3 separate regions of the Homo sapiens genome follow, and all the other regions are linked to region 3. The links are chromatin loops, found by intact Hi-C in ENCODE. Cell type or tissue: heart right ventricle. All regions are shown on one strand.

What was found. Peaks named below come from ENCODE experiments on the same cell type or tissue, not always from the same donor. Only the 100,000 strongest peaks of a DNase experiment are listed, where the experiment ranks them.
Region 1: a loop joins it to region 3, with 2.7 times the contacts of the local background. A loop is called at or near these places in 31 of 110 quality-filtered maps.
Region 2: it touches region 3 in a loop (2.9-fold over the local background); 31 of 110 quality-filtered maps call a loop at or near these places.

The regions. Positions count from the first base shown.
Region 1 is chr15:100,121,349-100,129,348 of GRCh38, forward strand. All of the region lies in intron 12 of ADAMTS17 (ADAM metallopeptidase with thrombospondin type 1 motif 17), which reads right to left. Among named protein-coding and RNA genes, the nearest start is that of ADAMTS17, 220 kb to the right of the region's middle. RefSeq lists an enhancer at 1,916-3,115. In heart right ventricle, no CTCF peak of the experiment used is centred here; a DNase peak (open chromatin) is centred at 4,670; H3K27ac peaks cover 1,832 bases.
Region 2 is chr15:100,554,492-100,562,491 of GRCh38, forward strand. LOC102723335 (a long non-coding RNA gene) reads left to right here and starts at 4,175. Exons shown (of 3, transcript NR_135693.1): 1 at 4,175-4,331; 2 at 4,822-4,954; 3 at 5,144-5,308. It also overlaps the pseudogene PRKXP1 and the pseudogene RNU6-181P. In heart right ventricle, no CTCF peak of the experiment used is centred here; a DNase peak (open chromatin) is centred at 4,983.
Region 3 is chr15:99,931,978-99,939,977 of GRCh38, forward strand. No RefSeq gene overlaps it. Among named protein-coding and RNA genes, the nearest start is that of LYSMD4, 200 kb to the left of the region's middle. In heart right ventricle, no CTCF peak of the experiment used is centred here; no DNase peak of the experiment used is centred here; H3K27me3 peaks cover 639 bases.

The sequences.
Region 1 (8,000 bases), 190 kb after region 3:
GAAGCTCGAGAAATTCCAAGTAGGATACAAGGACCCATACTAAGACACATTGTAATTAAACTGCCAAAAGACAAAGAGAGAATCTTGAAAGCACCAAGAGAGAAGTGACATATCCCATACAAGGGATCTTCAACAAGATTATTAGCCAGTTTCTCACCAGAAACCTTGAAGGCCAAAAAGAAGTGTGCTTATATACTTAAAGTGCCTAAGAACAGAACCGTCAAGCAAGAACTCTATATCCATGTAACTGTCCCTCAAAAATCAAGGTGAAAATTAACACATTCCCAGATAAACAAAAAATGGAGAAAGTTTGTTACCACTAGACCTGCATTACAATAAATGCTAAAGGGAGTCCTTCAAGTTCAAATGAAAGGATACTAGATGTAACCTGAATGCAGGAGGAACAGGCTTTTCTCCCTGGTCCTGGTATGTGGCTTCTCTCAGCATGCTTCTTCAGTGGCCTGTGATGCATTCCACCTCCCTGTGGACAGCATTCTCCTGTACTCCAGTGGGTAGCTTCCAAGCACACCAACTTTTTGGATAGATTCCTATCCTGGTTGGAGATGCAGTTTCTTCCCTTGGAACCTTTCCCTGACATCTTAAGTGTGGCTTCCCAGAGAGTTCCACCAGTACAGAACCTCTACAAGCCTCTCCCTCATTCAGTGGGCCCCAGTTGCACCCTCTCTAACAAGGTCCAAGGAATTTCATCCCTGGACAAAACTGTGGTAGCAGCTACTGTCTGTCCTTCACAGTAGCTGTGTGTGAGTCACTGTCATCAAGATTTGTTCCTTCCTTGGGTGCTCTGCCTCAGACCTAAAGACACAGGATGCTACCTGCTTCTGCTCTTCCTGTATTCTTTAGAGTTCTCTTTACCTCTTAGTAAGTTCCCATTACTCCAACCACCTGTTATAGCTAATATTTCCTTGAACTTTCCCTGATTTAAAAATATGACCACAGGAACTGATTTTCTTCAGTTTTAAGTCATTATTTTGAACGACATGAGAAAGGAGAGAAGTAATCCACTAGGTACACAATTTGCTACCTAAATAATCCCCAATTGCTATGCGGCAGGACCCCACATGTGGTCCTTCATTTTTTATGACTGTCTCTATAACACAGGGCCTCTACAGTAACATCAATGCGGGCCTCCTGCATGTGCAGCTGACCTCTGAACAATGTGGGGGTTAGAAATGCTGACCCCTCACATGTAGTAGAAAATCCACATATAACTTTTAACACCCCCAAAATTAACTATTAATAGCCTATTATCAAATGGAAGTCTTGCTGATCACATAATTAACATGTTTTGTAGGTTATATGTGTTTTATACTATATTCTTATAGTAAAGTCAGCTAGAGAAAAGGTTATTAAGAAAATCATAAGGAAGAGAAAATATATTTCCTACTCATTAAGTGGAAGTGGATCATCATAAAGGCCTTCCTCCTCATCATCTTCACATTGAGTTGGCTGAGAAAGAGGAGGAGTTGGTCTTGCTGTCTCAGGAGCAGCAGAGACAGAAAAAAACCCATGTATAAGTGGACCTGCACAGTTCAAACCCATGTTGTTCAAGAGTCAACTGTACCTTGGTCCTGAGACAACAGAAAGAGGCATCCTCCATCTGCGGCATAGAGAAGACAGAAGGAGAATCCTTGTGGGGGAGGGTGTGGCTGGCAGTTTCCACAGATGGCTACCTGACAGAAGTTCTGGGGGAGGACTCAAAGGAGGCCCCAACTTTCCCAAGGACCCCACACTGGGCTGGGTGGATGAAGCCTGAACTGTGTGGACACGGGGCTTCAGGAGACAGTGTGCGGGGCCAGCGAGTGCAGCAGGGACCAGATCCCCAAAAGCAACCGGAGAGACCACCCTCACACAGTCTCAGTAGTAGAGGGCAGGGCTCTTACTCACTCTGGAAGTTGCTCTGAGCTACGCAGTAAGGAGAAAAACAAAACACATCTAGGGAGACTAAAACGACAGAAAGACAGCTTGACAGGGCTAAAATAAAGAACAGTTAATATAAGAGATTCGTGATAGAGTTATCCCTTCCCAGGAGCTGAAGGTGGGTCCAGTCTTTCCCTCACCCTCTCCTGTGAGGGCAGGAAGGCGCAGCCCTACTGGGCTCCAAGGCTCCGAGGTCCCATGAGGCCTCCAGGGGAAAGCCAACAAGTTGCAATCTCATCCTGAAATGAGGACTGATCCCTGAGGACCGGGAAGAAACTTCAAGGCAAGAGGCACTTTCACATAAACAGTGATCATAAAACAGCCGACACGCCCAGAGGGCTCCCATTTTGCTGGCCCTTCTAACCATTACTTCATTAAATCCACATGCAGAATCAGAAGGTGCTCCTGACTGCACCCTTTGGGTGAGGAAATCAACGCTCCAACAGGTGACATAACCGCTTGGCTGACGAGCAAGAGGTGGAGAGAAGAAATGTAGCGTGCAAGAGCTCCTGGACCCAGCAGGAACAGGCGCCCTGCCCCTGCCTCTGCCTCTGGGAGGGGCTGCCCATCAGCCACCACGAGGCCTGAAGGACAGCCTGACTCACTGACCAGTCATCGGGGTGTGATGGGTTTTTTAATTTGAATTTTTACTATCAATCGTTTCTAGTTTTTCTGTTCTAGGACTTTTTTTTTTTTGGACAGAGTCTTGCTCTGTCATCCAGGCTGGAGTGCAGTGGTAAGATCTCGGCTCACTATAACCTCTGCCTCCTGGGTTCAGGTGATTCTTGTGGGTCAGCCTCCTGAGTAGCTAAGATTACAGGTGTGCGCCACCATGCCCGGCTAATTTTTTTGTATTTTTAGTAGAGATGGGGTCTCATCATGCTGGCCAGGCTAGTCATGAACTCCTGGCCTCAGGTGATCCATCCGCCTTGGCCTCCCAAAGCGCTGGGATTATAGGCATGAGCCACTCTGCCAGGCCTGTTCTAGGACTCCTAAACGTGAATAAAATAGAAGCTTAGATACAAAACCAAACGGCTTGCATGGCTACTTCACAAGAAAAGGATATCCAAATGGCAAATAAGGAAACAGAAGTTCGGCCTCACTGTTGATGAGGAAAGTACCAATTCCCCAGCCAGATACTGCTACACACGCATCCGAACGGCCAAAACCAGAGAGAATTACTGACAACACCGGTGTCAGTGAGGACATGGGGCAAGTAGAAAGCCACCCCAGCCACGGCAATGGAGATGGCACGGCCATTCTGCAAAGCTGGCAGCTGTTATGTGGTCACACATGCGCGCCCCAGGGGCCAGCAACTGCCCTCCTACTGTACTGACATATACCTGCACGTGCGCCCCAACACACATGCTCGACCGTGATGAGCAATACTGTGCACGGAGCTGTGCTTCTTTGTATATTCTACCTTCATAAGTTTGTTTAAAAATAAGCAAAAGAGTAAGGTAGAGAGGCTTTGGTGAGAAACCGAAAGCGTGGAGAGAAAGGTGAGCTCTACCCCAAAATTTCCCAAGCGCCTGCAGAACAAGGACCGTCTCCTGCTGAAGTGGAGTCCTCAGGGCCTTGATAGACACAAGCCCAGAGCAGAGAAGCAGCAAAGGTTTGCTGAGACCAACAGGATCATATGGCAGAACATCTGCCCCTTTCTTTGAGAGTGGATGGACAGGTAGAATCAAGAGAGGCTGGAAGAGAAAGATGCCACTTTTTATTTTCAGGTTTGCTGTATTAAATGAAGACAGACCAGAAGATAAAGTCACAACAGCAGTTCGGACCAGCTTCACCATCCAGAGACACAGGACGCTCAGTACAAACCTGGCAGTTCTGGTCCCTGCCCTGGCGGCCCCTGGCTCTGTGAGCTCTGAGAAGAGAGCAGGGCAAAGCCATAGGGTTTCAGAAGTGCTGCGAGCTGCTAACGCACCCTCAGGGCAGCAGACATCCCAGGTTTAAGGCCTCCTCTGAAAGGTGTCCAAGTAACACATGTAACTTATGCTTCAGTGTAGAATACTTAAATTTTTAAAAATTATCCATATGAATGCCAGATCGCTGGCACATGGAAAGCACATAGATGGGGTTTCACTGTGGAAGCAAAAACCAGTTACAGGCACATAACCTTACACCAGCCGTCCTCCCGCCGTCTTAGCAGGCTAGCCGCCTTCCTCTCCCTTTCTGGTGCATGTGGGCGGCACCTCATGATGACCCTGCTGTGTCCCAGCTCTGCACTCCACTCTCCTGCCCCTGCTGCACCTGCTGGGATGCAGCTGGCTTTTCATACAAGTGCATCTGAGCCTTCCTCTCCCCTCCCTCCCCAGCTCTTCCCCACACACAAACTGTCGAGGGGTAACAGAAGGTAAATTAGAGATGCATTTTCTACCCTGCAGTCTTCTGACGTAACTCCCACCAACAGCAACATAAATTATAGCAGGAAAGGACGGGCCTAGGGAGTCGCTTTGGAAACACCGATGGTCCCTAAGGCCTCCACGTCAGCTAGCAAAAAATAAAAATTCCAAGAGCTGTGAAGACCAAGACTAAAAAAAATAATTGTGTGTGGGGGGACTCTCTTGCCAGTATTTTTGGACAGTGAATAAACCAGCTGCAGAAGACAGGGAGCAGAGCCAGGAATATAAAGTGAAGGGGGTGAGAAGGGGGTCGTGGGAGCGTTCCAAGCCTGAGACCTACATAGCAGTGAATTTGGGACAACCTTGTGAAATCTCTAGGCAGCAGGCCTGGTGATTTAAGGAGTGAGACGGGGAGAGGACGTTGTTTTCGTCAGAGCTTGGCTCTGAGGCCCTGGTCAGCTGCGCTTTGTAACCATCACTACCATCAGGGCATCCTGCAGAAGCAGGCTGGAGGCTGCAGCCTGGACTTCATAAAACACGCCACATCCTGCGTCTCTTTGGGAAGCCCCGGAGATGGCTGGTAATCCACCCACCCAAGGCCTGTCCCGCCTCTTCCCATTCACCTGGGCTGGATCCATGGAGGCAAGAAACTCCATAGAAAACTACATGGGAAAAAGGAGCATGTTGTTTTCATTCACAACAGAAAACAGAGCTACGGTGCCACTGCGAAAGATCGAAGAGACTACCAAGGTGTAAATATTATAGGAGCAAAAAGGTATCACTTCTCTTACTGGGGAAAAACAAGGCTGGGTTCTGTGTTGAAGCTTGTTCTCAAGGTGATGCCGAGCACTCCAGACTGAGATGCCACCTTGCTGGAGAAGGGCAGGCACAACAGGTGACAGATAGGCCTCATGTGGCCGTTTATAGCATCTGGGCCTCAGTGAGGGGAGATGATACAAGGGCATGAGGTCTACCTGGTGGTCTGCCACTTTTGGCCTAATCGTTTATGATCAGCTTTGTGTTTCAGTGAAAAAATGATATTAGGGATGTGTTTTGGAGGCACTGGTATTGCAGAGAGATTGGTTTTCTGGGGCAAGTGCACATCCAGGCAGGAAGGCAGTCAGCACATTTTATGGAGTGGCCGCTCTGCTGTGGGCACGGAAGGCAGCATGGTGTCCAAACAGGTGTGGCCTGTCCCGGGCCTGCACAGAGCTCTCAGCTCAAAGGCCAGTGGGGAGGACACAGTCAAAACAAGTGAGCAAATACATAACAACAATATCAGCTGTTGTAACACGTGTAACGTAAGGAAGAGGTGCCGAGGGAGACTTAAGCAGCACCCCATTTGAAGCAGGCTGTCAGGGGCAGAGATCTCTTGAGAAGACATTTACACTAACACCCAAAGAAAGGAAAAGGGTAAGTTAAGGAAAGGGAAGACAGCACTGGGGAGGGTCCTGGGGTTAGAATGCTGTGGCCGAGAGCACAAAGGAGGCTTCGAGGCTGCAGGGGGCTGAACGGTGGGTCCCCTCGGCCTCAAAAGATAGTCCACTCGGAACCTGCAAATGAGACCTTATTTGGCAAAAGGGCCTTGGCAGATGTAATTAAGCTAAGGATCTGGAGATGAGACCATCCTGGATTTGGGTGGGCCCTAAATCCAATGACAAGCGTTCTTCCAAGGGAAGAAAAGGTGAGAGGACACACAGAGAAGAGACCACGTGAAGTCAGAGGCAGAGATGGAGGTGATGCACCTCCAAGCCAGGGGAGGCCAAGGGTTGCCGGGAGCCACGAAACGGATTCACCTTTGGAGTTTCAAGAAGGAAGCACTGTGCTGACACCTTGATTTTGGACTTCTGGTTTCTAGAACTGGGCTCCAAACGTGGCCTGCCGCTGCCTCGTGTGTGACGTTGGGCAAGTTACCAAACTTCAATGTGATTCTATTTTTTGTTTGTTTGTTTGTTTTGTTTTGAGATGGAGTCCCACTCTGTCACTCAGGCTGGAGTGCAGTGGTGTGATCGCAGCTCACTGCAAACTGCACCTCCCGGGTACAAGCGATTCTCCCGCCTCAGCCTCCCAAGTAGCTGGGATTACAGGCATGTGCCACCGCACCTGGCTAATTTTCGTACTTTTAGTAGAGACAGGGTTTCACCATGTTGGCCAGGCTGGTCTTGAACTCCTGACCTCAGGTGATCCACCTGCCTCAGAATCCCAAAGTGCTGGAATTACAGGCATCAGCCACTGGGCTCGGCCCCCTGATAAAGTTTTTTTTTTTTTCTGTACAATGAAGATAAAAATAATACCTCTCCCATGGGGCTGCATTCAATAATTTCCTACATAAATGCCTAAGGGAACCCAGTGCGTGGTGCAGGTCTGCTGCATTCACCACCCTCCTCATGACCAGACATGGAGGAGGCAGAAAGGATATAAGAGGAAACTGCATGGACTCAGTGGCTTTGGACTCAAGCAATGCAAGGATGGTGGTGCTATTTACTGAGAGGGGAGATGTGGGCTAGGAGTAGAGGTCCCAGTTTAGAAAGGGTCCTGTTTGAAGTGTCTGTGAGAGAACAAAGGGGAGCTGGTGGGACTGCATCCCTTGTGGGTAGGCAGGGATTTTATCTGTGTTTGCTTCTCACTGCAGGCCCACAGCTAGCAGAGTTCAGGCCCTGGCAAGGTTTACTGAAGGCTTCATGTTGGAAAGGCTTCATCAGGAAGGGGCCTGCGGCTGGGAGGAGTGGGAATGCTGCAGGCTCTTTCTGTTCCTTCTGCCATCGCCCTGCCCCACAGGACGATGCTGCTGGACAACAGAGATTGGACGTGAAGATGCATCAATGACTAACAATCCGACGTGCTGAGACCCACAAACCCTCAGCTGTCTGTGTACCGAGGCCCTGCAAATTCTCCCATTCCTCAATGATAAAATACAGGAAAAAGCAAGGGAGAGAACAGCCACGACTATCATGGCGAGGGAGAGGGAGGACCTGATGAAGAAGAAGAGTGAAAGATTTTCACAACTTTGTGATTTACAGAACAGCCTCTCTCCTGGGGCCATGGGACCTGGGGGAATGGGGTGAGAATCCCAATATAAGAAACCCCATGGCAGGCCAGGCCAGCGAGAGTACGAGAGTACACTAATGCCGCTGTCTGAACTGGGTGGTGTTTAGGATCCCCCCAGAGCAAAATGCCCCTGTGGTATCCCAGAGCAACCATGGGTGGGCAGGGCAGGAAGCAGTTCAGATGGTGACAGGGTTCCTGCCAAGACATGAAGGCAAAAAGCTCTGGAAAGCCTTGTCTTTGGGCTACCAATGCCAGGGAAGCCCTAGCTAATGTCATCCCGAGAAGGCAGACAACACCAGTTCCCTTCAAAGAGGCACCTATGGCATTTGCATAGCGTTGATAACGTCTTATTCTTGCAAATGTTGCCCTCGCCTAGAGACAACTTAAATGTTGACAGTCTCAGGACACTGGCTCCTTCAGACATTCAGAGGTTCTGATATCCTCCTGCTATGATGTTTACTGGGTGTCACCTGTTATGAGATAAGACACGTAACGTGCCAAGAAGACCAGTCTTCCACTAGGACCCACAAACTCCAATCACAAACGTGGAGCACCCATGACAACCACAATCCCTGCCAATTTCTCTCTGCACTTAACAAAGCCTTAGACAGGGAAGGGCAACTGGTACCATCCTCGTTCTTCTGTGAGTGCTAATAACAAGAG
Region 2 (8,000 bases), 620 kb after region 3:
GGACGCAGATGAGGGACGGGCGGATGACTTCCTTCGGGACGCAGATGAGGGACGGGCGGATGACTTCCTTCGGGACGCAGATGAGGGACGGGCGGATGATTCCTTCCGGACGCAGATGAGGAACGGGCGGATGATTCCTTCCAGACGCAGATGAGGGACGGGCGGATGACTTCCTTCGGGACGCCGATGAGGAACGGGTGGATGATTCCTTCAGGACGCAGATGAGGGACGGGTGGATGATTCCTTCAGGACGCAGATGAGGGACGGGCGGATGACTTCCTTCCAGACGCAGATGAGGGACGGGTGGATGATTCCTTCAGGACGCAGATGAGGGACGGGTGGATGATTCCTTCCAGACGCAGATGAGGGACGGGTGGATGACTTCCTTCAGGACGCAGATGAGGAACGGGTGGATGATTCCTTCAGGACGCAGATGAGGGACGGGCGGATGACTTCCTTCCAGACGCAGATGAGGAACGGGCGGATGACTTCCTTCAGGACGCAGATGAGGGACGGGCGGATGACTTCCTTCCAGACGCAGATGAGGGATGGGTGGATGATTCCTTCAGGACGCAGATGAGGGACGGGTGGATGATTCCTTCCGGACGCAGATGAGGAACGGGCGGATGACCTCCTTCCGGACGCAGATGAGGGACGGGTGGATGATTCCTTCAGGACGCAGATGAGGGACGGGTGGATGATTCCTTCCAGACGCAGATGAGGGACGGGCAGATGACTTCCTTCCGGACGCAGATGAGGGACGGGTGGATGATTCCTTCCAGACGCAGATGAGGAACGGGCGGATGACCTCCTTCCGGACGCAGATGAGGGACGGGCGGATGATTCCTTCAGGACGCAGATGAGGGACGGGCGGATGACTTCCTTCCAGACGCAGATGAGGGACGGGCGGATGACTTCCTTCGGGACGCCGATGAGGAACGGGTGGATGATTCCTTCAGGACGCAGATGAGGGACGGGCGGATGACCTCCTTCCGGACGCAGATGAGGGACGGGCGGATGACTTCCTTCCAGACGCAGATGAGGGACGGGCGGATGACTTCCTTCCAGACGCAGATGAGGGACGGGTGGATGATTCCTTCAGGACGCAGATGAGGGACGGGTGGATGACTTCCTTCCAGACGCAGATGAGGGACGGGTGGATGATTCCTTCCAGACGCAGATGAGGGACGGGCGGATGACTTCCTTCAGGACGCAGATGAGGGACGGGCGGATGACTTCCTTCCGGACGCAGATGAGGGACGGGCGGATGACTTCCTTCCAGACGCAGATGAGGGACGGGCGGATGACTTCCTTCGGGACGCCGATGAGGAACGGGTGGATGATTCCTTCAGGATGCCGATGAGGGACGGGCGGATGACTTCCTTCCAGACGCAGATGAGGGACGGGCGGATGACTTCCTTCGGGACGCCGATGAGGAACGGGTGGATGATTCCTTCAGGACGCAGATGAGGGACGGGCGGATGACTTCCTTCCAGACGCAGATGAGGGAGGGGTGGATGATTCCTTCAGGACGCAGATGAGGGACGGGCGGATGACTTCGTTCCAGACGCAGATGAGGGACGGGCGGATGATTCCTTCCGGACGCAGATGAGGGACGGGCGGATGACTTCCTTCCAGACGCAGATGAGGAACGGGCGGATGACTTCCTTCAGGACGCAGATGAGGGACGGGTGGATGACTTCCTTCCGGACGCAGATGAGGGACGGGTGGATGACTTCCTTCTGGACGCAGATGAGGGACGGGTGGATGATTCCTTCTGGACGCAGATGAGGAACGGGCGGATGACCTCCTTCCGGACGCAGATGAGGGAGGGGTGGATGATTCCTTCCGGACGCAGATGAGGGACGGGTGGATGATTCCTTCAGGACGCAGATGAGGGACGGGCGGATGACTTCCTTCCAGACGCAGATGAGGAACGGGCGGATGACTTCCTTCAGGACGCAGATGAGGGACGGGCGGATGACTTCCTTCCGGACGCAGATGAGGGACGGGTGGATGACTTCCTTCGGACGCAGATGAGGAACGGGCGGATGATTTCCTTCCAGACGCAGATGAGGAACGGGCGGATGACCTCCTTCAGGACGCAGATGAGGAACGGGCGGATGACCTCCTTCCGGACGCAGATGAGGGACGGGCGGATGACTTCCTTCGGACGCAGATGAGGGACGGGTGGATGATTCCTTCCAGACGCAGATGAGGAACGGGCGGATGACCTCCTTCCGGACGCAGATGAGGGACGGGTGGATGACTTCCTTCCGGACGCAGATGAGGGACGGGCGGATGACTTCCTTCCAGACGCAGATGAGGGACGGGTGGATGACTTCCTTCCAGACGCAGATGAGGGACGGGCGGATGATTCCTTCAGGACGCAGATGAGGGACGGGTGGATGACTTCCTTCCAGACGCAGATGAGGAACGGGCGGATGACTTCCTTCGGGACGCCGATGAGGAACGGGTGGATGATTCCTTCAGGACGCAGATGAGGAACGGGCGAATGACTTCCTTCGGGACGCCGATGAGGAACGGGTGGATGATTCCTTCAGGACGCAGATGAGGAACGGGCGGATGACTTCCTTCGGGACGCCGATGAGGAACGGGTGGATGATTCCTTCAGGACGCAGATGAGGGACGGGTGGATGACTTCCTTCCAGACGCAGATGAGGGACGGGCGGATGACTTCCTTCCAGACGCAGATGAGGGACGGGCGGATGACTTCCTTCCAGACGCAGATGAGGGACGGGCGGATGATTCCTTCAGGACGCAGATGAGGGACGGGCGGATGACTTCCTTCCAGACGCAGATGAGGGACGGGCGGATGACTTCCTTCCAGACGCAGATGAGGGACGGGCGGATGATTCCTTCAGGACGCAGATGAGGGACGGGTGGATGACTTCCTTCCAGACGCAGATGAGGAACGGGTGGATGACTTCCTTCGGGACGCCGATGAGGAACGGGTGGATGATTCCTTCAGGACGCAGATGAGGAACGGGCGGATGACTTCCTTCGGGACGCCGATGAGGAACGGGTGGATGATTCCTTCAGGACGCAGATGAGGGACGGGTGGATGACTTCCTTCCAGACGCAGATGAGGGACGGGCGGATGACTTCCTTCCAGACGCAGATGAGGGACGGGCGGATGACTTCCTTCCAGACGCAGATGAGGGACGGGCGGATGATTCCTTCAGGACGCAGATGAGGGACGGGCGGATGACTTCCTTCCAGACGCAGATGAGGGACGGGCGGATGACTTCCTTCCAGACGCAGATGAGGGACGGGCGGATGATTCCTTCCGGACGCAGATGAGGGACGGGCGGATGACTTCCTTCGGGACGCCGATGAGGAACGGGTGGATGATTCCTTCAGGACGCAGATGAGGAACGGGCGGATGACTTCCTTCCAGACGCAGATGAGGAAAGGGCGGATGACTTCCTTCAGGACGCAGATGAGGGACGGGCGGATGACTTCCTTCCAGACGCAGATGAGGGACGGGCGGATGATTCCTTCCGGACGCAGATGAGGGACGGGCGGATGACTTCCTTCCGGACGCAGATGAGCGACGGGTGGATGACTTCCTTCCAGACGCAGATGAGGGATGGGCGGATGACTTCCTTCCGGACGCAGATGAGGAACGAGCAGATGACTTCCTTCCGGACGCAGATGAGGAACGAGCAGATGACTTCCTTCCAGACGCAGATGAGGGACGGGCGGATGACTTCCTTCCGGACGCAGATGAGGGACGGGCGGATGACTTCCTTCCGGACGCAGATGAGGGACGGGCTGATGACTTCCTTCCGGACACAGATGAGGGACGGGCGGATGACTTCCTTCCGGACGCAGATGAGGGACGGGCGGATGATTCCTTCGGGACGCAGATGAGGGACGGGCGGATGACTTCCTTCCGGACGCAGATGAGGGACGGGCGGATGACTTCCTTCCGGACGCAGATGAGCGACGGGCGGATGACTTCCTTCCGGACGCAGATGAGGGACGGGCGGATGACTTCCTTCCGGACGCAGATGAGGGACGGGCGGATGACTTCCTTCCGGACGCAGATGAGCGACGGGCGGATGACTTCCTTCCGGACGCAGATGAGGAAGGGATTCCTTCCGGACGCAGATGAGGGACGGGCGGATGATTCCTTCCGGACACACCTCTCAATGTGCACGTGCTGCTCCTGCCAGGCGGATGACATCAGGAATGCTCATCAACTTGAGGGCGAAGAAATGCTTGGCGGTCTTCTCCTTCACCGGGTGCACCCGCCCGAACGTCCCAGTGCCCACGGTGGCCAGTGTGTCGAAGTCCTGCAGGCGGTGGGCAGGCGGCTCCGGCGACCAGGCCTTGGGGCTGGGGCAGAATGCGGGTGCCCAGCCGGGGGTCTCCTCCCACACCTCTCGGGGGTCGCTCTCCGCCACGGCCGCCTGGGCCAGTCGGGGCTCCTCCATGCGGACACACTCAGGTCCGGGGCACCGGGCCAGGCCGGAGCGCTCGGGTAGCCGGGCTTCCCGGGACGCAGCCTCGGAGGGCGGCGTGGTGGTGGCATCAACGGAGGCTCCCCATGCGTGCCCTCGCCTCCCAGCGCGCGGCCCGGCGCAGCTGACAACGCCCCCGGGTGGGAGCAGCTGCCGGCCTCGTCGGGGGGTGGGCACTGAGTGCCGCGCAGCAGCGGGGAAGATGGGGCCCGTGGCCCAGGCTGTGGGGGCAGGGAGGGGGCCCTGCGCATTCCCAGTCTCGCGCCCGCCGCCTCCTCCAGCTTGGTAGCCGCCAGCGTGCTCTACGGTGTTTTTGTTTGTTTTTTACCAGCTGATTCACAACTCAAGTAGCACAGTGAAGGTGGACAATTTGGACTGCCTAAGCATCCCAGCATCGTCTGTTCTACATATCACTATTCCAAATGGCATGCTGCTGTGTTTGTGAATCCAGCCTCCCACATTGGGTATGTCACCATTGGCCTATAACAACTGGAATGACACATCTTCACTAGAGGCAGGCCTTGGCCATCCTCCACAGCAGACTATTGAGTAACAAAATAAGCAGTACTATTTATTTACTTCTTACTATGCTGTTTAAAAAAAAAGCCTCTGATGAAATCCTGGTGGCTTCTTCTCTGTTCTTACCAATCCAGGAAGTGTAGAGAGCTGTTGAGCCCTGTTTCCAAATCCCCAGGTGAAGCTGCGCTGACATGCCTTCTGTCCATACAGCCCTTTCCAAGACTCAGCTATTTGTGATCACCCCCAAATGTTACCCTGATTCTATTACCAATTTGTAATAAAACTCACTTGTATGGTGGAAAGGCTGTTGCCAATTAATTTTATTTTCGTCACCCATTTTCCCTTCCATGTAATCGTCAAATTGTTTATTGTACATATTAAAAATGACACACAATCAAGAGGGCATATGCTATATTCAAGCAAAGAATGCTATGTGAGCCACGCGTGGTGGCTCACGCCTGTAATGCCAGCACTTTGGGAGGCCAAGGGGGGTGGATCAATTGAGGTCAGGGGTTTGAGACCAGCCTGGCCAACACAGTGAAACCCCATTTCTACTAAAAATACAAAAAAAAAAAATACCCGGACATGGTGGTGCACGCTTGTAATCCTAGCTACTTGGGAGGCTGAGGCAGGAGAATTACTTGAACCCAGGAGGTGGAGATTGCAGTGAGCCAAGATTGCACCACTGCACTCCAGTCTGGGCAACAGAATGAGATGCCATCTCAAAAAAAAAAAAAATGCTATGCGATACAAAAATGATGTACTTGTCAATAGTCCAGTGAGTCAGGGGAACCCTTTCTCTTTATTGTGGAGAAAAATAGCACAATCAGAAAAAAAATTAAAAGATAATTTTCAGGAAAACTGACAGTTAAAAATCCAATTCTGTTTTACACAAGTAGTCTTTTGTGTTTTGCAGAAAAACAAATATCTGTTGATTTGGAGATGGACAATATATGGTCCTTAGCAAATAAAAGAAGTTTAGCTGTGGGGAAACCTGCACTTCCTCATAATTTATTGAATAGCTTAAAAAGATGTCATCAGCAATTATAAGTGTGCTTCTGGGGTGCTTACTTCACAGGCCTCAAAGGGAGAAATGAGTCTGACAGGAGGCTTGAGGCACTTAAAAAACACACAGACATTCTGATTGCCACCCCTAGAAAGTGCCTTTTTTTTTTTTTAAAGTTACAAAATATGAAATGCTTCATAAATTTACATGTCATCCTTGAGCAGGGGCCATGCTAATCTTCTCTGTATCATTCCAATTTTAGTATATGTGCTGCCAATATAAGCATAGAAAGTGCTTTTCAGATGGCCAGGCACAGTGGCTCATGCCTGTAATCCCAGCACTTTGGGAGGCCTAGGTGGGCAGATCACCTGAGGTCAGGAGTTAGAGACCAGCCTGACCAACACTAAGAAACCCTGTCTCTACTAAAAATACAAAATTAGCTGGGTGTGGTGGTGCATGCCTGTAATACCAGCTGCTTGGTAGGCAGAGGCAGGAGAATTGCTTGAACCCAGGAGGTGGAGGTTGTGGTGAGCCAGGATAGTGCCATTGCACATTTTTCAGGTAAAACCATGCTTCAACTCTACTGCCTTCAATGATTGGGTAGGCTCTACCAAACAGCAAACACCTGAGCCATTCTCACTGGAAAGAAAATCACAGGCAGATCACATTCCATATCTCAATGCTTCTAAATATCAGAGAACTGCTGGGACAGTGGTGTGTGCCTGTAATCTCAGCTACTTGGGAGGCTGAGGCAGGAGGATCCTTTGAGCCCAGGAGTTTGAGACTAGTCTGGGCAACATAGTGAGATTCCATTGCAAAAAAACAGTATGTGAAGTAAATTTAAAATAAATATCAGAGAAGTGTACTTTGAAAACAAAGCAAAAATCCTGAAAAGGAAAAACACAAGCAATCCAGGGTGTACACAAGCATGTATTGTACCCAATGCAGTAAGTAACTGGACTACAGTTCATTCCAACTACTTGGTAAGGTTCATTGTGAACTGCAAACTTAGAAAGGGATCACTGTTTGCTTTTCCTTTATCTTAAAAAAATATATAGGCCAGCTTTGCAATTAAGAGGGGATACATGGTGTTTACTGTAAAGGCTTTGATGTGAGTTCAGTTCTACCCTCTTTAAAATAACCAGAAAAACTCAGAAATGGTTTGCTAGTCTGATCTATGATCCTACTGTTAGAAAAGGCATTTTGTCAACCATAATTTTTGAATGTGCATTTTGATAAAGCAAGACAATTTTTATACTGTCATAAGTGACAATCAAGACCAATTAAAGTTTAATATTTAGGTCAAGTGTCCAAACATCTGGGCAGTCCATGTCTGCCAAGTGCAGCCCTAGTGGGTTGTGTTAAGGAAGAGGTAGGAGGTACAGCAGCAAGTCCAGCTGGTGCCCAGGGAGATATTTTGGATTTCTGGAACATTGCCTTTGGTGATTGTGTTAAAACTATTTCTGACTTGAATGGTATTGTTTTCAGCCTGTCATTTCAAAGGTGCAACCCAAAATGCCAGTATTATTTGTGTGCAGAGAATACAAATAAATTGAAAACCACCATCCTTGGTTTCTACCTCTTCCCCTCCTGTGCACACTTGAGTCCACCTAAAATTTCTCTCTTAAACATCATCAGCTACTTCCTAAGGGTCAAACCATCTGGTGGTTTCTCGGATCTCATCCCACTGTTGCTCTCAGAGATACTAAACCCCACATAAATTTTCCTTCTCAAAGCTCTATAAAACCTTTCTTAGTTTCCTCATAGAATTTTCTGTTCTCCTGCCTCAAATTTCCCTCACTTTCCTTATTCTATCCAGTACTCCCCCGACCCACCCTCACCTTTTCTCTCTCCACTCTCAGCGCAATCACACTTTCTTCTACGATTTTCATAATACTTGTACACAAATGACTCATATTTGGCTCTGTCCTTCTAATTTCCAACAGAGCATTTCTAACTCTCTGCTGGATGCCACGCTGTGCTGA
Region 3 (8,000 bases):
CTCCTCTGCCGTTCAGGGCCTTCAGCCTGGGCCCTAGACACGCATGCCACATCCATCTTCTCCCCTCTTGGAACCCGAGGACTCAAAGCTCTACTGGCATCCCCTCTCCTCTGTCCTCATTTCCTGTTTCCCTGGCTACAGGAACACCTGACGATGCCCATTTGCAGCAAACCAACCATGGCTCAGAATTCCTCCAAGCTCAGTCATGCTCTGAGGGCATGTGAAAAGAATGCCCTGCAGAGGAGGAGAGATTTGTTTGTGGCCTTGATGTCATTTGAGATTCTGAGTGTCCAACTGGGGAAATCAACGTTTCCAGGTGGAAACAAAGGGGGCTGCAGAAAGCTGCCCACCCAAGCCAAGGGTCCCTGTTTTGCTGAGTCTAGCGAGGGACTTCCTGTCCCCACTGCTCCACTCCCTCCTCCAGCCCAACTCTCCCTGAGGCAGATGGCAGCAGAGAGAGGAGCAGGGGTTTCCAGGTCAGGCGAGAGTCCTCAGTGGGAGCCTGCTGGGAGGTGGTTTTCTGCCTGAAAGCAGAAGTGGTGGTGTGACAGTCCGTGGACACCAGAGTAGGGACAGAAAAATTGTCTCAGACCCCATCTACAATAAAAATGTATACAAAGGCCTCCCATCCTAGGGGCAGGTATGTGCCTAGAAAGTACCCCTTCTGGCTCTGCCAACAGCTGTACCAGCTTCATTTGCTGGAGGTGAAGAGGCGGCCACATGACCCTGGACTGGCCGGCGTGGTGGGGTCGGCACGCAGGTCTTGACTGCAGCAAGTTCTATGTGTTTGTGCACAATTAGCCAGATAGCCTCTCCTCTGGGGAACCAGTTCATTCCAAGCCAAGAGTAGATGAGTGGGCCCTGTGCCAGGGAGACAAATGACTGGTGACACCGTGGTGTTTCACTGAAGCTCTGCTGGGGGACCCATCACAGCCTCTGCCTGAGCTGCTGGCTTTCAAGTGCCCTGGGGCTGAGCCCTGGGAATATCCTTGTTTATCTGCAGTTGCTGGCCTGGCTCCTCTTCCCCTTTCTCTATTCCTCCCTCTCTTCTCTGGGGAGCAAGCGGCCCACCCCCACCCCTGTACCACTGGGTCCTGAATGTCCAAAAAGCCAAGGAGGTTCTGGCCTCAACTCAGCCTCTCCTTGAGGCAAATCACCTCACTTGGGAGTGGGGGTTCTTCAACTTTACACATCCCGGTTACCCAGGGGGCGTGGTGAGCATCGGATGAAAAACTGGGAGGGGGAACTTGAATGCTGCTTCTGAACGCGTATCCGGGGTGAGAGCTCATCTCCCTCCTGGATCCTGTCTTCCTGCACCAAATTGCCAAGGCCAATGCTCTGCCCCTTGGGTAGGCCAGTCCACCCCCCTTCCTGTCCACCCACCCCAGATGCCAAGTCTGTGGTGGGGTGGCCCATGCTGGGGCATGAGAAGTTTGGGGGATGAGGAGGAGAACCATATCCACCAGGGAGGACCCGGGGTGAGGAAAAGATGAGACAGGATGACACTCAGGAGAGGCCGCCTTTCAGGAGATGGACCTCAGAACGATGGCTTTTCCTTGATAACTCTAGACCTTGAGCTACACTGGCCTCTCTCTGAGCCTGCGCCAGCCACAGGGATGTGAAGGTTGAGATATTCCATACGTGGTTGGCTGACAGGTAGCTGAGTACAGCCATTGTAGAGGGGGATCTCGCTCTGCTTAGTGACATTGATACCTGTATCATTCAAGTGCTAGACATTTTGTTCCTGGGCATATGTCCCAAAGACTTGCACACAAAGCGACCGAGAAGTGATTTACCACAGTATTGTTTGGGGACAGTGGAGTTAGAGGCTGGCATCCATCACTGGGGAATGGGTGAGTAAAATGAGATTGTCACATGGATGACCCACAGCCACAAACAGGGTGGACACCCATCACTGTGGCTACAGCCTTAAAAATAGCGTGAGTGAGAAAAGTAAGAAGCAGGACAAAATCTCTAACACTGCATCATTTGTAGGAACCTGAAAATACATACCTATCAATCAACTTGTCAGGTTTCTCAAGTGTGCGGAGAAAAAGAAAGATAAACATTAAATGCAACAGTAGGGATGAATGTGCAAAGGTGGGAGTGGAGAATTGGGATAAAGAGGAATAAAGTAAAGCACAGTAGGAGCAGGACCTCACATGGAGAAATTGTGCTAGCACACCATGAACTGAGCAACTGGTTGACTCTGCCCCTGAAGGAAAAGGAGCAGTTAAAGCCCTAAAGAAGTGAATGTCAGCTGCAGAGAAGGGATACGCACTATTCATCACTAAAGCATGGGCAAAACTGTGATCACAGGGCCAGCCCCTCCCTCTGCTCCCATCCACACCAACAGCACCAACTGTTGGCTAGGTCTAGAGCAGAACTCTTCCCCTTTGCCTTCTAAGAACAGACTCTGAGACGTGGTGACTGCTCCAGGGCAACCTCCCTCTTCCCAAATGACACCAGAGGATCTCTTTGAGTGGTGAAGGCTCAGCATCTTCATTAGCTCTCCGATTTAGAGATGGCCAAGCTAAAATCTACAGCACCTAGCTCAGTGCCTGGCAGAAAGTTGATCCTCAAATGATGGATGGATGAATGACCATACCTGCTTGGCAGCTGCTTAGCTTTGGTTGGGCCAGAGAAGAATCAGTCAAATGATCCCTATGGTGTGCTGAACACTGCAAAGTTGCCAGAATAAGACCCTGTGCTTGCTCTTGAGGTGTTTGCCTAGTGTTTCTCAACTAGGTTACATATGTCGTGGTCCCAAAACTTGTCTTGGCCATCTAGTATGTGCTGGGCTTTTGCTACCAGTTGGGGTAAAGAAATGAGTACAATGGGTCCTAGATACAGACATAAAACAGATAACCTGCAATATGAGGAGTGACTGAGATACGCCAAGAGTGTGGGGAGTGCAGGGAATGTAACTGGCAGGCAGTGGACCTAATGAGTGAGTCCTGAAGGTGTCAATAGCCCAAAAAACAAAATTATGAGTTAGGAAGATTTGTTCTTTTCAACTGCATATGAAAATATTTGCCAAAGAGGATCTCTACAAGTTTGAGCAGTAGCTGGTTTCTTTTTTCTTTTTCTTTCTCTCTCCCCTCGACCTTCCTTCATGGGTGATTTGGGACAGAGACAATGCCATGGGCTCACCAAATCATATTTCACTTTCCTCTCCCTGGGCACATTGGAAGACTTTTCCAGCATGACTTGTAATTAAATTGGAGCTATATGACCATAGTTTGGCCATTGTGGTGCAGGAGGAAGTAAGGTGTACAACTTTCAAGCCAGCTATAACCTCCCTTGAACCATCATCCATTCTCTCTTGCCTTTCCACAGTGACCTCAGTGGGTATATATTTACATGGCAATGTCACAAGATGAAGCTTGGATCCCAAAGTCACCACTCAGAGAAATTGCCCAGGAGAGCTAGTCAGCCAGCACTGGGTGTGATATGAGTCACTGAGATGTGGGTTTATTTGTTCCTGCAGCAAAGCCTGTTATATCCTTACTAATATGCTAGGTACACTGCTTTCCAAAGTAGCTATTTTGAGGAACCACAGCTCTTCTTAAAAAATTATGCCAATTTTATTTATTTATTTATTTGAGACAGGGTCTTGCTATGTTCCCAAGGCTGGGTTGCAGTAGCTATTCATGGATGTGATCATGGATCACTGCAGCCTGGAATTCCTGGGCTCAAGCAATCCTTTTGCCTCAGCCTCTTAAGTAGCTAGGACTGTAGGCATGTGCCACTAAATTTATTTTATTTCTTAACAGCTTTATTGAAATATAATTTACATACCATACTATTGACCCATTCAGAGTGTACAATTCAGTGGTTTTTGGCATATTCAAATTTATACCACCATTACCAGTCAATTTTATAACATTTTAGTCACCCCTAAAAGGAAACTCCATCCTTATTAGCACCCAATTCTATACCCTACTACTAGGCAACAACTAATCTTCTTTCTGTCTCTATAGATTTGCCTGTTCTGTATATTTCATATAAATGGAAGCATAAAACATATGGTCTTTGTGACTGGTTTCTTTCACTCTTATCATGTGAATGAACCTTAAAATGTTTTTCTTTCTTTCTCTCATTATTATTTTGAGACAAGGTCTCAGTCTGTCACACAGGCTGGAGTGCAATGGCGCAATCTCGGCTCACTACAACCTCTGCCTCCTGGGTTCAAGCAATTGCCTCATTCTCCCGAGTAGCTGGGATTACAGGTGCACACCACCCCACCTGGCTAATTTTTTGTTTTGTTTTGTTTTGTTTTTTGTAGAGATGGAGTTTCACCATGTTGGTCAGGCTGGTCTTGAACTCCTGATCTCATGTGATCCACCGGCCTCGGCCTCCCAAAGTGCTAGGATTACAGGCACGAGCCACCATGCCCGGCCTTGTTCTGTCATTATTATAAGCATCCTAGTGTGTGTGAAGTGGTATGTTATTGTAGTTTTGATTTGTTTTTCCCTGGTGACTAATGATTAGCATTTCCTCTACTTGTCATTTTAAAATCTTCATTGAAGAAATTCTATTTAAATCCTTTACCCATTTTTTAAATGTGGTTGTCTTTTTATTGTTGTGAGCGTTCTTTAGATGTTTTTGATGTTAGAACCTTATCAGAAATATGTCTTGCAAATACTATCAAGAAAGTTAAAATGGGAGAAAAGTATCTTTTGAAGTGAAAAGTTTTCAAGTTTTATGAAGTCCAATAGATTAATTTTTTCTTTGGTTGCTTGTGCTTCTGGTATAATAGCCAATAAACCATTATTTAATCCAAGGTCATGAAAAGGTACCTGTATTTTCAAGGAGTTTTATTACTTTGGTTCTTACATTTAAGTCTTTTTTCCATTTTGAGTTAATTTTTTGTATACGGTATAAGGTAAGGCTCTAATTCATTCTTTTGCGTGTGGATGTCCAGCTGTTCCAGCACAACATGTTGAAAACAGTATTCTTTCTCCTACTTAATGATCTTGCCACTCTTGTCAAAAATTAATTGACCATAGATGTGCAGGTTTATTTCTGGACTCTTAATTTTATGCCATTCATCTATATATGTATCCTTATGCCTGAACCACACTGTGTTGATTACTGTAACATAACCCCACTGACACTGGGAAGTACAAGTCCTCCCACCTTGTTTCTCTTTTTCAAGATTGTTTTGGCTATTTTGGGCCACTTACATATCCATATGAATTTTAGGATTTTTCTTTCCGTTGTTGCCCAGGCTGGAGTGTAGTGGTGCAATCATTGCTTACTGTAGAGTCAATCTCCTGGGCTCCCACCCCAGCCTCCTGAGGAGCTGTGATTACAGGTGCATGCCACTGCACTGGCTAATTTTATTATCTCTATTTTTATATACATGGGTTGAGGGGGGGGATCTCTCTTTGTTGCCCAGGCTGGTCTTGAACTGACTTCAAGTGATCTTCCCACCTCAGCCTCCCAAACTGCTGGGATTACAGGCATGAGCCACCATGCCTAGCCTGAATTTTAGAATTAGCTTTTATATTTCTGCGCAAAAAAAAAAGGCGGTTGGAATTTTGTTAGGAATTAGATTGAATCTGCAAATCAATTAGGGATACTCAGTGTCCTTTGACCTACATCTTCCCATTCCCCTGCCCCATAACTCTGGTCTTGGTAACCACTGTTTTATTCTCTATATATTTGACCTTTTAAAAAAGATTCCACATGTAAGTGAGACTATGCAATATGTTTTGTGTCTGACTTAATTCACTTAGTGTAATGTCCTCCAGGTCCATCCATGCAGGGACAAATGGCAGGAGTTCCTCTTTTTTAAGGCTGAATAAAATATTCCATTGTATATATACCACAGCTTCCTTATTCATTTGTCCATTGATGGACACCTAGATTGTTTCCATATCTTGGTTATTGTGACTAATTCTGCATTAAACATGGGAGTGCAGTATTTTTATGAGGTGGTCATTTCATTTCTGTTGGGTATGTACCCAGAAGAGGGATTGCTGGGCCATATGGTAGGTCTATTTTTTAATTTTCTGAAACTTCCATACGGTTTTTCATAATGGCTATACCAATCTACATTCCCACCAACAGAGTTGATACAAGGGGTACAAAGGGTTCTCTTTTCTCCACACTCTCACTAGCACCCGTTATCTCTTGTATTTTTTAATAATAGCCATCCTAACAGGTGCGAGATGGCATCTCATAGTGGTTTCATTTACACTTCTCTGATTGGTGTTGTTGAACTCCTTTTCATGTACTGTTGGCCATTTGTATGTCTCTTTGGAGAAATGTCTGTTCAAGTCCTTTGCCCATTTTTAAATTGGGTTATATGTTTTCTTGCTATTGAGTTGCATGAGTTCTTTATACATCTTGGATATTAACCCCTTATCTGATACATGGATTTTTCTAATCTGTAGGTTGCCTTTTCATTTTGTTGATTATTTTCTTTGCTGGGCAGAAGCTTTTTAGTTTGATGTAGTCCCATTTATTTATTTTTGTTTTTGTAGCCTGAGCTTTTGATGTGATATCTAAGAAATCATTGCCGAGGCCAATGTCAAAGAGCTTTACCCTTCTAGGAGTTTTAGAGTTCCAGGTCTTAGGTTTAGGTCTTTTCTTTTATCCTACACAAAAATCAACTCAAAATGGATAAGAATCCAGTGTAGGGTAACAGTCCAGTTTTATTCTTCTGCATGTGGAAATCAGTTTTCCCAGGACCATTTATTGAAGAGACCATCCTTTCCTCATTGTCTTTCTTGGTGCCCTTGTTGAAAATTAGTTCACTAATTATGACTGGATTTATTCCTGTACTCTATTCCACCGGTCAGTATGTCTGGTTTTATGCCAGTACCATAGTGTTTGATTACTATAGCTTTGTAATACAATTTTGAATTGGGAAGTGTGATGCCTCCACCTTTTTTTTCCTCAAAATTAATTTGGCTGTTTGGAGTCTTTTGTGGTTCCATGTGAGTTTTGGGATTCTTTTTGCTATTTCTATGAAGAATATCATTGGGGTTTTGGTATGGATTGCATTGAATCTATATATTGCTCTAGGCAGTACGGACGTTTTAAAAACATCAATTCTTCCAATTCATAAGCATGGAATATATTCACTTATTTGTGTCCTCTTCAATATCTTTCATCAGTGTTTTATAGTTTCAGTATACAGGTCTTTCACTTCCTTGGTTAAATTTATTCCTAAGTATTTTTTTTATGCTTCTGTAATTAGGATTGTTTTCTTGATTTCTTTTTCAGTTTGACCATTATTTGCATATAGAAATGCTACAGATTTTTGTATATTGATTTTGTATTTTGTAACTTTACATAATTCATTTATTAGATCTAACAGGTTTTTTTTTTTTGGTGGACTCTTTGGCATTTTCTACATATAGGATTATGCCATCTTCAAATAGAGATAAGTTTACTTCTTCCTTTTTGATTTGGGTATCTTTTTATTATTTTTTTCTTGTCTAATTGCTCTTGATAGAACTTCCAGTACTATGCTGAAAAGAAGTGGTGAGAGTGGGCTTCCTTGCCCTGTACCAGATTTGAGAGGAAAAAGCTTTGTTTCTCCCCATTGTTTATGATGTTAGCTGTGTCTTTTTGATGACTAGCTTTTATTATCTTGAAGAACTTTCCTTCTATACTTAAACTGTTAAGAGTTTTTTTTATTATGAAATAACGTTGAACTTTGTTGAGTGATTTTTGTGCATCAGTTGATATGATCATGTGGTTTTTGTCTTTCAGTCTGTTAATGTGATGTATAACACTGATTGGTTTGCATAAGTTAAAACAGCCTTGCATGACACTTGATCATGATGTGCAATATTTTTGATGTGTTATTGAACTCAATTTGCTCCTCAAATTTTATTGTGGATTTTCACATCAATGTTTATCAGAGATATTGGCTTGTAGTTTTCTTTTCTTGTGGTGTCTTAGTCTGGCTTAGGTATCAAGGTGATGTTGGTCTTATACAATGTGTTAGGGAGTATTTCTCCCAGTTCTATTTTTTGGAA